2 separate regions of the Homo sapiens genome follow, and region 1 is linked to region 2. The links are chromatin loops, found by intact Hi-C in ENCODE. Cell type or tissue: HCT116. All regions are shown on one strand.

The links. Hi-C counts contacts between places; a loop is a spot of excess contacts. Peaks named below come from ENCODE experiments on the same cell type or tissue, not always from the same donor. Only the 100,000 strongest peaks of a DNase experiment are listed, where the experiment ranks them.
Region 1: it touches region 2 in a loop (6-fold over the local background); 5 of 110 quality-filtered maps call a loop at or near these places.

Annotation. Positions count from the first base shown.
Region 1 is chr3:8,659,276-8,667,275 of GRCh38, reverse strand. It overlaps a transcript of SSUH2 not described here. Among named protein-coding and RNA genes, the nearest start is that of SSUH2, 18 kb to the right of the region's middle. RefSeq lists a silencer at 3,598-3,687. In HCT116, CTCF peaks have their summits at 3,425 and 3,626 (motif pointing left); a DNase peak (open chromatin) is centred at 3,595.
Region 2 is chr3:9,298,210-9,306,209 of GRCh38, reverse strand. It overlaps a transcript of SRGAP3 not described here. Among named protein-coding and RNA genes, the nearest start is that of SRGAP3-AS4, 52 kb to the right of the region's middle. RefSeq lists a silencer at 3,350-3,459. In HCT116, a CTCF peak has its summit at 3,462 (motif pointing right); DNase peaks (open chromatin) are centred at 3,489 and 4,226; H3K4me3 peaks cover 527 bases.

The sequences.
Region 1 (8,000 bases), 640 kb after region 2:
TGGTCTAAAATGGGAGGAACCCTCAGTTCCAGGAATACACTACCCCTTTCCTGCAAAACTCATGAACAATCCACTCCTTGTTTGTTATATAATCAAGAAATAACCATAAGTCTATTCAGTCCAGCAGCCCATGCTGCTGCTCTGCCAATGGAGTAGCCACCCCTTTACCCCTTTACTTTCTTAAAAAACTTGCTTTCACTTTACTGTGTCATCTTGCTCTTGAATTTCTGTGTGAAGCAGAGAACGTGCGTGGACTCCCAGCCTGAACTCCAATTTTGGGATTCACCCTGTGGCATGGGAGGGCATGGAAGCTCTGCACCCTACAAGTCTCTTCATCAGTATCATCTGTAGTGTCCTTTGTGGTAAACTGGTAAATGTGGTTCCCTGAGTTCTGTGGGCTGCTCCAGCAAATGAGTCAAACCCAAAGAGGGGCTTTTGGGAGGCCAACTTGAAGCAGGTTGGTCAGGAGTTCCAGAGTCCTGGACTTGCAACTGGTGTCCGGAGTGGTGTGGTCTTGGGGACTGAGTATTCAACCTGTGGGATCTGACGTTATGCCCGGGTAAATCGTGTTGGAATTGAATTGGAGGACATCCAGCTAGCATCTGCTGCTTGGTGGTGGGCGAAACCCCTGCCCCCTGCCTACATTTGGTCACAGATGTCATCTTCTGTGTTGATGATTGTTGCGGTGGTATGAGAGCAGAGGAAAAACATGGTTTGGGAGAGTTTTTCCCAACACACGCACCTTCCAGAAATGGTGCCCTGGCTGGGCTCTTCCCCCTTCCTTGTTTTTCTTCCCTCACACCTTACAGGTTTCTCCTTCATAAACCCCTTGTGGGTGTTTCTTCCCTGACGGTCTGCATCTCAGGAGCCCAGCCTAAGATACTTGGTGTACTTAGCAGATACATTTGAACTTTTGAATATATTGATTGTGAAACTTCAAGAAATAAATATCCATCTTGTTTCTCAGCATTGCTTACATCAGGAAATTATAGCCCACATTTATCTAAAAATACATTATATTAGTGCTAAACGTTTCTTTTTAGTGTTTAGATTTGGTGGTCTTGCTCTTAAGGAGAAAAAAAGTAAAAAGCAGTTTCTTCTAATATGTCTGCAAAATGAATTTAAGAAATCCATATTTTTCTGATATTTTGTCTGAAAAGCACATTTGAAACTCCATAAGGAAACCCTTTCTCACATGTTCAGTCTTTGCCAGATCTCTCAGAGGTGTTTTGGGAGCTCAAGCTTGAGTCTAAGACAACTTAATCAAGTGGGCTTTCAAGGTTTTTGGGAGTAAATAATCTCCTTGATCCTCTGAACACAAGTAAACATGTAGTGAACATCATTTCTCATTTTTATCAACATTAAAAAAAGCTGGCAACAACTTTGATGTTGAAAATGATCTTCATTGTGTTCTAATGGCCACTTTGACCAGGAAAGAGGAACCAGGGCAGACAAGCAGATTGAGACCTTGTGACTAAAATAAAGATTCTATTTTTAGGGAAAATGAACTATTTTCATCTAACATTGCCACAGCCTTGCTTTGTTTTGAGTAATGATATTTAATTTGTTAAGACGTTTGAAGTGACATGAAAGGCATGTTTTGTGTGTTTGGCTTTTGCGTTGGTGAACGGGGGGGACTTTGGGTTGCAGAAGGTTTTGAGGGCTCCCTTAGTGACCTCTGTGGTCTTTCCCTACAATGACATTCATTGAAAACAAGATTTACTTATTTTTTCTTAACTAAGACTTGAGTCTGAGTCAGACTACCTTTTCTTCCAAATAAGGATGTTGTGGAAGTTGCATTAAATTTTGAGTTTCGGGTCCAAACACTGAGGGACAGAGACTGCAGAATGAACCTCTCCCTGTGTCAACAGACTATGCTAATTAACATGGTTGTCTTTGGCTGATCTGCGAAAATTAAAAGATGACCGAGGGTCCTCTTTAGCTGGACATTCTCCCTCTCTACCTCCTTCCTTGCTTCTCCTTTCTTCTCTCTTCCCCTTCTACCCTGTTTTCTTCTTTATCTTCCTTTTCTTCCAATTCATTTCTTTCATCCATTTTCCTTTTTTTTCTTCCTTTTCTCTTTTTCTTCTTTCTTTCACGGCAACTGAAATATACCCATCCCAAAATAATTGCAGTCAACATGTCACCTTTTTTAATAATAAATATTCTACAACATTGACACAAAAGGACTCCTGCAGTTAAACATGAAGCAGAAAATTCGGTGGAAAAGAAGTGGGTGTAGACAGCAGGGATTGTTCTTGTGTGAGGGTGATTCTTAAGGAAGGCATTTTTAAGGGAGGGGTCTGCAGGGGCCAGATGCCAGAGAGAATTAAAGCTCCATGCCTTGGATGAGGATTCAAATCCAGAAATAACTTGCAGGAATCGGGAGATGCCTTTCTTGAGAAACGTTTGAGCTGGGTTGGTGTTGATCTTAATGACCTGTTTAGGTTGTCTTCTGTATGCCTTAATTTGCTTTTTTGTTAAGTGGGAGCAAGGATTGTGATTCCTTTCCATAGATGAGAGATATTGTGAGGGCCAAGGGCCCGTTGGAAGGCAGCATGGTGAGGATGTCAAAGCACCGAGCTGGGAGCCGGATCTGGGCCTTAGACCCAGCTCTGCTGTCCTCCAGGTTTGTAATCTTCACTGTGTACATAGCTTCTGAAGATCTTTTCCTCATCCATGAAATGAGATGGTCGAGTTTCTCAAAATGGGGTGCATTTTCTTGGTTCAAAGCTGTTTTGTGCCCCCCTACACTTTTGGATACATGCTTTTTAAAGGCATAAATGTGGTAAAAAAAAATTGCTCAGAAATTTTGTTGAAAGAGCAGATGGATAAATGAATGCTCCAAATTGGGGCCTCCAAGCATGACTGTGTGGGCTGTGGGGCTGTGCTATACACAGCGCCAAGGGAAAGGGGGACATGCTTCATGAAGATGGCGATGGCATTCCTGCCCCATGGATCTGTGGCAGATGGCTGCCTGATCCCAATGGACAAGGATTCAATGACCTGAAGTTGCTGAGAAGAACACGAGGCTCTTGAAAGATGTAACATCCCCTGTATCCTTCTATCAAGGGTCGTTTTCTAGGAGCTTCGAAACAATCCACTTGGGCTCCCCGTCTTCCTCTCTCCCTAGAGAAACACAGGTCTGTGCACACTTTCTGGGTTTGCAGCAGCCTTGGGGGTCCAGGACCTGCTAAGAGGACTTGGCAGGGCACCTGGGTCAGCAGAAACCTCGTGTTGACATGGGCCGGGAGAGAAATAACCTGGGTCTCCCAGCACTTCCCTTAGAAGCTATATTGTGTAAGTTAACAAGCCAAAGAATCCCTCACTGTCTAACCAAGGAAAATATTTTTATCTTACTCAGAAAGCAGTTCCCTCCTTTGTGCAGTGCAGCTAGAAGAAAACAACATTGTCTTGGGACACGCATCATTACTAAGAATTTTTCCGTAAATTTATCTGTGTGCCTTCTACAGTTACCTGTGTGTCCCCTGTGGTACCTATGGAAACCAGTTGTTGGGAAATCCTTGTTAAGGTAAGAGCGTCTATGGACCAGTGTGTCCCAATAGCTTTGGATGGGGGAGGCTGAGTTAGTTAATCAATTAACACATTCCTAGCACCCCCTGGTGGACATTGCTGGTCTAACTGACCTTGGAATTCCTGGACTTGCCTGGGCTGGAGATATCACACCCAGCCAGACACCCCCCACCCCGCCCCACTGCTGTGGCCCCCACCTGACCCCGACTGCCAACCACGCCTTCTTAATTTTCTCTGTGTTTTTCTGTCGCTTTGTGTTTGTTTCTCACAAAGCCCTGATGAAACTATCAGGGAACAAAGGACGAGAGACAGGGGTCTGAATCCAGAGTAAAGAGTTTCAGTTCCAGGCACTTCCTTGGGCTCAGCCCATGCATTGCTGTTCTCTGTATGTCAGACAGGAGGGGGTAGGTGAATTCCAAGGCTCCTTGTAGCAGAATAATGCAGTGTGGTAGAGCCTGGGCTTTGGGGTCGGTCAGACATCTGAGATGTTGGTTTATATCTGAGCTTAGTACTTGAGGCAAGTTACCTCAGTGCCACGAACTTTAGCTTTATGAGCTGTAAAATGGGGATAATAATGATAATAGCTGTCCCTGGATTTATGGTGGAGATCAAATGGGAGCAGGCATGCAAAGCCCAGCTCAGCATGGCACGTTAATTATCAGGCTCAGCTCATGGCAGTGGCTGTTTTTATTAATGCCACTGTGATCTTCCAATGATTTGATCCGGGAGATGCCTGCTGAAGAGAGCAAATCAATCTCTACACGATAGTAGGAATAGTAGCATCGATATGGCCTTGGTACTTATTTTGCATTTGGAAAAATTCCAAAATGCTTCATTCATCTCAGGTTTTTAGTGGGTAATTTGTCCCAAGTCAGTACCACTGGAGCCTGGAGCCATCTTCAGCCACGTGGGTGTCATCACATCCCTGTCTGCGAGTGCAGATTTGGGATGAAGACCAGAGTCAATAAGGTAGGAAATGACATCTGCCTAAGTGGCCCTGTTGGAGCCTGGGGAAAGCAGGGCTGTGTAGGTAATGATGTTCTCTGATGTTTCACAGCTGTAACTCTGTTCCTTGTTCCTGAGTAGGGCCAGGCTTTTCTGGTCTAGGTGCTCAGCCTTCTTCTACTTCTGTATATCTGTCCTTGTTCCTTCTCCTTTTTCATTCCTTCCTTGATTTTGCTAACACACATAGCACTCGCTGTATACTTGCCTCAGTACTTCACAGGAAAAACTCAGTTCATTTTCTCAACAACCTTGTGAGCTAGTTCCTGTCATTATGCCCCCTTCACAGGTGGGGTGAGTAGTGCCACTCTGGGTCCTGCCATTCACTGGGAGGGAGACCTCAGGAGGGACCAGGTCAGGGCTCTGACTGGACACTCAGTACTGACGTTTGGTATCAGGAGGGCAGAGTGAGACAAAGGTGCGCATTTCACACTCAGCTTCTGTTAGGGGACACAGGTTTTGTTAGAGGACAATTCCCCATGGCCCTCTCTCATTTCTGCATGTCTTGCAAGCAGAGGCACTGTCTGCCTTTTGTTCTGTGTTATCTTTGCATAACAAACATTCTTGGGAGACAGAGAGAGTGTCTCCCATTGGAACAAAGGTGGGCATGTGTATTAGTGTACTTTCGCACTGCTGATGAAGACATACCTGAGACCGGATAATTTATAAAGAAAAGAAGGTTTAATGGATCCACAGTTCCACGTGGCTGGGGCAGCCTCACAATCATGGCAGAAGGCAAAAGGCACGTTTTACATGGAAGCAGACAAGAGAGAGAATGAGAGCCAAGCAAAAGGGGAAACGTCGGATTTCATGAGACTTATCCACTACCACAAGAAAAATATGAGGGGAAACCATCCCCATGATTCAATTATCTCCCACTGGGTCCCTCCCAAAACACATGGGAATTATGGGAGCTACAATTCAAGATGAGATTTGGGTGGGGCCACAGCCAAACCATATCGGTATGCTTACTTACAACAGGTTCCCCAAGCTAAGCATTGCTGTTCTGTAATGCAACCCACTGCATATACAGTATTACCTGGCCCTCTTCATGTGGTCCTGTGGAAACTGAGGCTGAGGGCACTGGTGCAAAAACCTTGATTGTCTGGCTATTGCTGTTGCTGTGATAATAAAGTCCTTTGTCTCGGATTCGGGAGTCTCTCACGCCTCCTGTCAGCATCCATGAAACAGGCAGGCTGACTTGTTGGCTTGCAGGTAGGGTAAAATCTCATTGCCTTCACAGTTCCTGACAGCTTCCAGGTTCATGACTTAGAGGAGGCAGAAGTTTAGGATTTTAATGATGAATCAGCCATAGCATCCACTCTTAAATTGCTCATAGACTAATGGGTGTAGAGGGAAAAGGATACGTGAGAGAATGACATACAAGTTAAACAGTGAATACTTTCAGAGCAGTTAAGGAAAAGACAGTTGTTGGGCATGGCTTGAAAGATGAATGAGATTTTGGTGGATTAGGAAGCTGGGCAACGGAGTTCTAGGCAGAGGGAACAGAGTGAGTGAAAGCACAGAGGTGCATGTGAAGGCCAAGAGTGGATTCAGGGGACAGTGCCTGGTTACTTACAATTGTAAAATATTTCTTTAGTAAGGTGTAAGGAGCAGTGGCTAGAAGAAACAGCATGGACTTCGGCGTCAGACAGTAAGTCCAAGAGCATGAGAGCCAGAAATGCATGGCCAGCTGGGCTGGACAGCTTCATCCATTCTTCCAGAGTCACCCTTTACCCTTCACATCCTGCTCACTGTCCTGGCAGCCTGGCCTTGTCCCCTTGCTCTGTCTGGGTTGGCCAATGGGAGGTGCCAGTGAGAGATGAGTGTGTTGCAGGAAACTGAGGACAGGAGAGACTGATACGGAGAACAGGAGGATTGTTTATTTTAGGTACTCACCGGCTCAGTGGATTCATATCCAAAAAGCTGAGCATTGAACAAAGACTGAGCACAGTTTTTATAAGTTGACTACAGAAGCAAAACAAAAGCAGCTAATCATATGATAGGTCATATAATCTATAGCATAACGTAACTTGTGGCCCTGCATAGCTGTTGGCCTTGTGAAAGAAAAACAAGAACAGGCTAAATATAGACATTTGTAAAACACAGCTGTACTTAAGAAGCCAGGGAAAGGAGCAGTAACAATAAAGGAATTTGTCTTTCTCTCTTTTTTTCCCTTCAATCTTGCTCTGGCAGGGGGTTGTCTGGAGCCCATTCTTTTGGCCTTGGCTTCTCAAACAGTGTTATCTTATAACTGTTCTTGAAGTGAGATTGCTAGACAGAGGAAAACTTGTTCTTTTCTTCTTAACCCTTGACTTGCCTGTTACTTTTCTTGGAGTGAATGAATGCATATTTATTTTAAGTTTCTGCCTCAAGTGGATGAGAGGCGAGTGAGGTCAGGGTGTTGATCTTGGCTCCTGGCCTGCAAGGTTGCCTTGGGCTGCTCTTTTCCTTTGATGGAAAGTCACTGTGCCCTCAAGGGGGTCTCTAACCAGCGCTCTCTTTATGGATTTCTATAAATTCCTTCCTCTCACCTTTTCAAGTGGTAATGGCTGCATTACAACTAGCCAGGTAACCACACTCTCCTGTGTGGTCCCCAACCCTGCCTGTTAGGAATTGTGTAGTCCCTGTGGAAACTAACACGCCTCCTGGGATCTGACTGGAGCAGACTAGCTTCCCTGTTGGGACCCGAGTGGTACAGTGGCTGATGGGGATGAGATGGGAAGAACGTTAGGTCAAACCCTAGAGGACATGTGTTAGGAGCCTGTCTGAAGAATGGTTTCCTAGTTTCACCTAATGAACTCCATTCTCCCTTTAAGATCCAACTCAGATGTCTGCTTCCCTGGAAAGATTCCCATGAACCCATGCCACTTTCCATAGCATTTATTGACTGTGTTCTAATTGCCTCCTTCTCTATCTCTCTCTCTTCTGACTGCAGGTATCTGATGAATCTCCATATCTCTTACACTGCACACAATAAATACCCATTGAATGAATGAATACATATATGGATGGATGGACAGACGGATGATGCATGGTAGATGGATGAATACTGGATCCCATGCCCATTGAGGGTTTGGGTCAGGGGACTGATGTGAGCAGACACACAGAAGCACGGGCAGCCCCCGGCCTCCAGCAGATTCTTCCAACCCAGCTGGAAAGACATGATATGGACTTGGGAATTCTCTAACTCTGAAAGGCCCCCTCTGCTGAGGTGTCCCATGTTCACAGACAGTGTGCATGACCAGAGGTCAGAAAGAAGGGAGCTCACTCTGCTCTGGGCAGGGGGAGATCAGGGAAGGCTGCCTGGAGGAGGTGAGGCTGGAGTGGGGCATTGAAGGATGGGAAAAGTTATGTGGATGGAGAGGCGGAGGGAACAAAGGCCTGGGAATCTGATGGGCCAAAGGGAAGACAGGAGACAAGTAAAGCTTGGAGATTTTGTCGAGAAAAGAAGAGAGGAGGCA
Region 2 (8,000 bases):
AGACATTTATGCAGCCAAAAAACACATGAAAAAATGCTCGTCATCACTGGTCATCAGAGAAATGCAGATCAAAACCACAATGAGATGCCATCTCACGCCATTTGGAATGGAGATCATTAAAAATTCAAGAAACAACAGATGATGGAGAGGATGTGGAGAAGAAATAGGAACACTTTTACATTGTTGGTGGGAGTGTAAATTAGTTCAACCATTGTGGAAGACAGTGTGGTGATTCCTCAAGGATCTAGAACTGGAAATACCATTTGACTTAGCAAACCCATTGCTGGGTATATACCCAAAGGATTATAAATCATGCCACTATAAAGACACATGCACACGTATGTTTATTGCGGCACTATTCACAATAGCAAAGACTTGGAACCAGCCCAAATGTCTATCAATGATAGACTGGATTAAGGAAATGTGGCACATATACACCATGGAATACTATGCAGCCCTAAAAACGGATGAGTTCATGTCCTTTGCAGGGACATGGATGAAACTGGAAACCATCATTCTCAGCAAACTATCACAAGGACAGAAAACCAAACACTGCATGTTCTCACTTATAGGTGGGAATTGAACAATGAGAACACCTGGACACAGGGTGGGGAACATCACACACTGGGGCCTGTCGGGGGGTGGGAGACTGGGGGACGGATAGCATTAGGAGAAATATCTAATGTAAATGACAAGTTGATGGGTGCAGCAAACCAACATGGCACATGTATACCTATGTACCAAACCTGCACATTGTGCACATGTACCCTAGAACTTAAAGTATAATAAAAAAATAAAAATAAAAAACAGCAACAAAAAAAATCTAAAAAAAAAAAAAAAAAAAAAGAGAGGACCTCCTGTGAGGGCTGTGGGTAGCTTCAGCCCCTCCCTGTTACACCGCAGCGTTCGCGTGGAGGTCACACTCTTCTTGAGCTGCCCTCACCAGTGACTGAGCACCAGGAGGACACTACAGTCCCGAAGCCTGAGGCTCTTCCTGCCCAATCCTTCCTCCCCTTCTCTCTTCTTTGGTGGCAGACCTGCAGCAGGGTCTGAGACTTTCTGGGCCTGCTCCTATTCCCTCACTCCTTTATCCTTCTTAGATGTTTCTTCCAATTAGTCTTTTGTATGTCTAATTTTGTCTTAGCGTCAGCTTCCTGGAAGGCCCAACCTGACATTTCTTTGTTCTCAGGACCCTGACATAATGGAGATGGAACAACCTCTGAAGGTTGTTGTGAGGATTAAATGAGGTATTGTTGAGAAAGGCTTAGCAGAAGGCCAGCACAGAGGAGGAGCTTAGTGATATTATTCCCCAGGTGAGCAGGTGGAGAATGGTATCTGTCAGATGTCAGTTTCATTAGCTGTTGCAACCCAGTGGACTGTCCCTGAATACCTGTCCCCTGGGAGTTTCTTCAGGAATAAGGGACTCAAAATTGGAAATGGGAAGCCCTGGGAAGATGCATCCCAGGCCCTCAGGGAGTGAGCATACGACCTCTGGAAGAAACTCCTGGTTTTGGGGAGGTCCTAGTGCGGAGGGGGAGAAGCCCAAATGGGAGGCTTTGAGCTTTATCCCTCACTGACAACAGCACCGGCCACTCGCTGTAGCTTGGAGGAGAGAGCCAAGGGCAGCAGAACATGGTGAACCTGGGCGTCAGAGTAAAATCCCAGCTCTGCCATTTACTACCTACCCACCAGGGCTGCTGTTAGATTTAAGATGCTAAAGATAGAATGCTGAGCACAGAGTGAATGTCTAAGACCTACTAGTTCCACTCCCCTCCCCGATACCATTTTCATTCTACCGTTCTTGTAACTACTCTGGGTTTGAGAATTATGGCAGGAGACTGTGCTAAGGAGCCAAAGTCTAATCTCTGGATTGCTGAGAATAAAAGGAAGGTCTGGGGAAAGAAAGGAGGGAGGGCAAGTGGGCATGAAGAAGAACAGAGCTTTCATTAGGCAAGTGTTTATGGGCAACCCCCACGTGCCAGGCTCTCTGCTGGGTGTTGGGTTATGCAGGTGATTAGGACACAGGCACTGTTCTTAAGGAGCTCAGGTGCTGAAGGGGAAGTTACTGTTGTGGACTAACTGGTCTGTAAGTCGTACATGGGGTCCCGTACCACAGGCAGGCACAGAGCTTGGCAGCAGTGCGACCCTGGACAGAATTGTTTGTGAAACGTCTCCCCTTCCAGACGAAGTTATTATAGCTCTTGTGATTTTGTGTGGTGCCTAGATTTCCCCCGTTGTACACTCAGTTCAGGAGTACTTACTCAAGTCTCACTCAAGGGCATGGGGACCCCAAACACCTTGTTCATGTGCACCCCAGGGCCCAGCACACTGTAGGCAGATGTGTGTTGACTGAGTGGTCTTCAGTTTCCTTATTTTAAGATGAAGATAATGTTGATCTTAACAGGCTGTTGTGTGGATTAAATGAAGTAATGTTTATCAAGTGTAAATCGCCTTCCAAATGTTATTATTGTAGACTTTTCAAATTGGTGCAGTCTCTTGTGGATTAAGCCAGTGACTTGAGCAGTCATTCTATACCTTCCTCATGGCTATTTTGAAGATTAAATAAATTAATATAAATAAAATGCTTAGAACAAGGCTTATCACATCACAAACACTCAAAAAGTGTTAGCTAAATCAACAAGGATAAAATTTCAGGTATGCAAGATGATTAAGTTTTAGAGATCTCTATATAGGTGTAGTATATAGTTAATACTGCTGTATTGTGTACTGGAAAATCCATTAAGAGGGTAGGTCTTATGTTAAGTGTTCTTTTTTTTTTTTTTTTGAGATGGAGTCTCACTCTGTCGCCCAGGCTGGAGTGCAGTGGTGCGATCTCAGCTTGCTGCAACCTCCACCTCCCGGGTTCAAGCAATTCTCCTGCTTCAGCCTCCTCAGTAGCTGGGACTACAGGCATGCGCCACCATGCCCAGCTAATTTGCGTACTTTTAGTAGAGATGGGGTTTTACCATGTTGGCCAGGCTGGTCTTGAACTCCTGGCCTCAAGTAATCTGCCCGCCTAGGCCTCCCAAAGTGCTGGGATTACAGACATGAGCCACCGCGCCTGGCACGTGTTCTTGCCACAATTAAAAACAAACAAACAAACAAACAAACAAATGTAAAGGAAAAAATATAAGTAAGAAAAAATCGAGGCAGTGTTACAGCTTGTCAGAGTGCTCAGAACAAATGCTGTATAACTTCTAGAATTTATCATCTACATTGGTTTATAACCATTTACTATTTCAAAAGTGGTGACAAAAGGTGGTGGTGGGAGATATTAGGTACTTTAAGTATTATCTTCGTTGCCATTCTTCGGTGTCATTTTACCCATTCGAATTCTGAGGTTCAGAGAACTGAAGCCCCTTGCTCGGATTGCAGAGCCTCTCCCCCTTGTACCCGGGAGACTGTTCCTAGTGGCTGTTCTGGGACATTCTCAGAGCGGTTCGCCAGGTGGCGCTCTTCCCCCGGGATAGGATCCGGCCAAGACCCACCCCGCGGCAGACGCTAGCCCTTCCTCACTGCAAGAACCTGGCGTTCTACAGCCAGCAGGGGTTTTGAGCGTGTCTAAGCTCTCATTTTAGAGGGAGAGAAATAAAGCTCTGCGAGAGTATGTCCCTGGGCTCAGAGCCACCCACAGGCTCCAGGTGGTGCTGGGGCGGAGTCCCAGTTTATCCAGTGACGAATCCCATTTGCCTCTTACCTCCCTGCGGCATCCTGACCTAGCTCCCCACGCCCACCTGAGCCCCTTCCTTGCAGACACCATGTCATGCCTGGCTGCAGCTGGGCAGAGCGAAGTGCTTCTCTGCCGAGCTGTCGCAAAGCTCCACTATCTAGGAGTAGAGCGAGTGTTTGGGAGCAGGGCAAGCGTTTAGGCAGGCTGGGGAGGGGTGAGGGGGATACCCAGGGACGCACCCTCCCGTTTCTCATTCGTCTCTAGCTGCAGTCAGAAGCAGTGTATGCACTGCTAAGGCCAGGGCCCCTGGAGTCAAACTGCCTTCGCGGAAACCCTTGGCCTCCCCTTACCCAGCAGTGGGCCCTGGGGGCTCACTAAGTTTCCCATCTCTAAAATGGGAATAGTAATACTTACCTCATTGGGTCACCGTGGGGACTCGGTGAACGTACATAAGGCACTGAGGACGGTTGTAAGCACATGATAAGCACAATAAAAATGTTAGCTCTCGGCAAGACGACTCACCAGCACCCTACCTGGATAGAAGAGTTTAGGTGAGAATTTCAGGATGATTCATCATACTCCTCGCCTATTCACTCACCCCACAATATCCTTTCAGAGTAACAACTGCCGTTTATTGGCAGTTATGCCAGGCAGTATGCGAAACCTGTGATTTCCATGATCTCAATTAATCCGCAGATCAACCCTGTGAAGTAGGTACTATTATTGTTCCTCTCTCATGGTTGAGGCTTACACAAGATTAAGTCATTTATCCCAGGTCACGCAGTTAATGACAGAAGTGCGTCCCACGCTCATTCCTGTCTGGTGCCAAAGATGAAGCTTTTTACTACTACTCAATATTCTACCTCCTCTTGAAGCCAGTTAAAAACAACAAACACAGCCCCTCAACAAACACAGGCTCCCAAAGGAGCCACAGGCATCAGCCGTGCTCACTGTAATTCTACAGGACCCACCCCTTACAGAAACCATGGTCTGTAGAGTGAGATTTCTTTCTGCTCTTACGTGGCACAAAAGAGAGAATTTTACAGATGTCTCCCTGCTCCCCTGCAAAGTGCTTTGACTGACACAGAGGCCTCTACACATTAAAGCTAAGTTAGCCATGGAGCCTTTAAGGGCCACCTTCCCCTCTTCCTGTTTCTTCTGAACCTCAAGGCCACCCATCTGGGCAGGCGGGGGACCTGCATCTCAGGCATGTGCGTTAACTTAACTTCTGGGCCATCCCGGATGTAATGCAAGGGCTCAGTGACTCAGGCCAGTCTATCTGGGATTTGTCCTCTCTTGGCATGTGAGAGTCTGTGCAGCATTGACATCTTTTGGCCATGAATGAAACAACAGGAACCAACCTACAAATGCAGAATCCCAGAAAGTCAGGGCCGGAAGAGGCTGTAGGAAGTTAAAAAACGAAACTTCACCAAGGGAAGGGTCTTGATGAGGATCACATTGAGAGGAAGGAAGGTGACCAGATTTAAGCCCTTTTTTAACTTCCATACCTTCCTGGTACCCTCTGCTCCCAGAGGTGCTGAGCTGGGAGGGGTGGGAGTGGGCAGCCAGGTTGCTAAGCTTGTGCATTCAGTCAGGTGTCTCTTTCTTCCCCTCCCCAGCATGTGATTATCCTCTAAAACAAGACTTCTCAACCTCAGCATAGCCCAGACATTTAGGGTTGGATCATTCCTTGTTGTGGCAGCGGTCCTGTGCATTGTCTGATGCTGAGCACAATATTTGTCCACTACCCACCACCCACTGGTTTCCAGTAACACTTCCTTCTCCCACTCTGTTGCATGACAACCAAAAATGTCTTCAAACATCATGAAATATCTCCTGGGGGACAAAATTTCTCCCCTCTCTCCCTTCTGTTGAGAACCACTACTCCAAAAGCAGACTCCTTCCTCCTTCCCTTCCTGGAACACATCTTAAGAGCTTGGTATATGCCATGCTTTGCTGGCTCATGAATCAAGCCCTGGCTCTGTCCTTAAACAATTCAGAGTCTAGCTGAGGAGACAAGGCCCACACAGGTGGCAAAGATGGGAAGCCTCTCCACAGAGACAAGGGCGAGGTGCCCAAAGGAGCACAGGGGCAGATGCCTCACTGTCTGGGGAGATGTGAGGAAGCGTCACAGAAGGACAGATGGCAATTTCTCAGGCAGGCAAGGTGGGTAAAGGACATTCCAGGCAGAAGAAATGGAATGTACAAAGGTAAAGAGTTGTGAAGTGTGAAGTTTTGGGGAAAAATATTTTAGTATGACTGTACTCCAGAGTGCACATGAGGAGAGATTAAGGAAAGGGGCTGGAGAGTCAGGCAGCACAAGTTGATGATAGTGTTGTTGGTGGTGGTGATGATGGTGGTGATGATGAAGATGATGATGGTGGTGGTGACGATGGTGGCTAACACATATAGAGCACTTAGCGTATGCCAGACATTGTTCCAAGTATTTCTCATACATTATCTCTTAATTTTCATGGCAATCCTTTGAGGAAGGTGCTATCATTACCTCAGTTTACATATGGGAAAAATGTTGCAGAGAGATGAAGTAACATGCCAAAGTCACATAGCTTGTGAAGGTTCCTTGTGAGCCCTGAGAAATTTGGCTATGGAGAGCTAAGGGTGTTTGTTTGTTTTTGAGATAGAGTCTCACTCTGTCGCCCAGGCTAGAGTGCACTGGTGTGATGTTGGCTCACCGCAACCTCCGCCTCCCAGGTTCAATCTCCTGCCTCAGCCTCCTGAGTAGCAGGGATTACAGGTGTGTGCCACCATGCCTGGCTAATTTTTGTATTTTTAGTGGAGATGGGGTTTCACCATGTTGGCCAGGCTGGTCTCGAACTCCTAAGCTCAGATGATCCACCTGCCTCAGCCTCCCAAAGTGCTGGGATTACAGGCGTGAGCCACCTCACCTGGCCGAGCCAAGGATCTTAAGTAGAGCAGCAACATGATCAGTGTTTCAGTTATTTTTAGCTGTATAATAAACCACCAAAAACGTACTTGCCTACCACCAGCGTTTTATGATAGCTCATGATTCTGTGGGTTGGCTGGGGCTCAGCTGGGTTGTTCTTCCACTAGTCTGGCTTTTGCAGTGGCAGTAACATGGTGGATGGGGATGCTAGTTGGGGCTGGATGTCTACTATCTTGAAGTTTCTTTTCTTTTCTTTTCTTTTTTTTTTTTTTTTTGGGACGGAGTCTCGCTCTGCCACCAGGCTGGAGTGCAGTGGCGCGATCTTGGCTCACTGCAGTCTCCGCCTCTCGAGTTCAAGCAATTCTCCTGCCTCAGACTCCCGTGTAGCTGGGACTACAGGCATGCACCAGCATGCCCAGCTAATTTTTTGTATTTTAGTAGAGACAGGGTTTCACTGTGTTGGCCAGGATGATCTTGATCTCCTGACCTCGTGATCCATCCGGCTCGGCCTCCCAAAGTGCTGTGATTACAGGTGTGAGCCACCATGCCCAGCCATCTATTTTCTTTTTTTTTTTTTTTTTTTGAGATGGAGTCTCACTCTGTCACCCAGGCTGGAGTGCAGTGGCATGATCTCAGCTTACTGCAACTTCTGCCTCCCTGGTTCAAGCGATTCTCCCACTTCAGCCTCCCGAGTAGCCAGGATTACAGGTACCCACCACCACGCCCGGCTAATTTTTCTATTTTTAGTAGAGATGGGGTTTCACCATGTTGGCCAGGCTGGTCTCAAACTCCTGGCCTCAAGTGATCTGCCTGCCTCGGCCTCCCAAAATGCTGAGATTACAGGCATGAGCCATGCCACCTGGCCTTAATGTTTTTTCATGTGGCTGCTATTTCTCTCTCTATCTAAATCCTTCTAGGTCTTTCCCTGTGACCACTCTCTCCAGCAGAGTAGCCCGTCCTTGGTGGCTCAAGCTGCCAGGCCTTCTTAATGCCTAAACCTGAAAGTCCCAGGACATCATTTCCTCTGCATTGTACTGGTCAAATGGTTACAAGATTTATGGAAAGGGTACATAGGATCCATTTCTGGTAGAAGGAGGGGCATGTGCATACAGGGAGGGGTGGAATTGTTTGGCCATCTTTGGATACTAGCTATCACAGCCAGATTTTTATAGGGAAGAATGTTCTGGCAGCATTATGTAGGGTGTTTTGAAGAGAGCAAGACTAAAGACATGATGATGAATTATGAAGTCATGGATAATTCTAGTTGAGTTAGTCAGCTAGCTTCTCTTTTTCCTTCTGTTACTGTGGAAAGACCAGAGTAATTATGTTTTAATAGTAATAATAATAAAACAATAATCCTACTAACCTACATTTCTTGAGCACATACTGTGTGCCAAGCACTATGGTAAGTACATTTCTCCACAA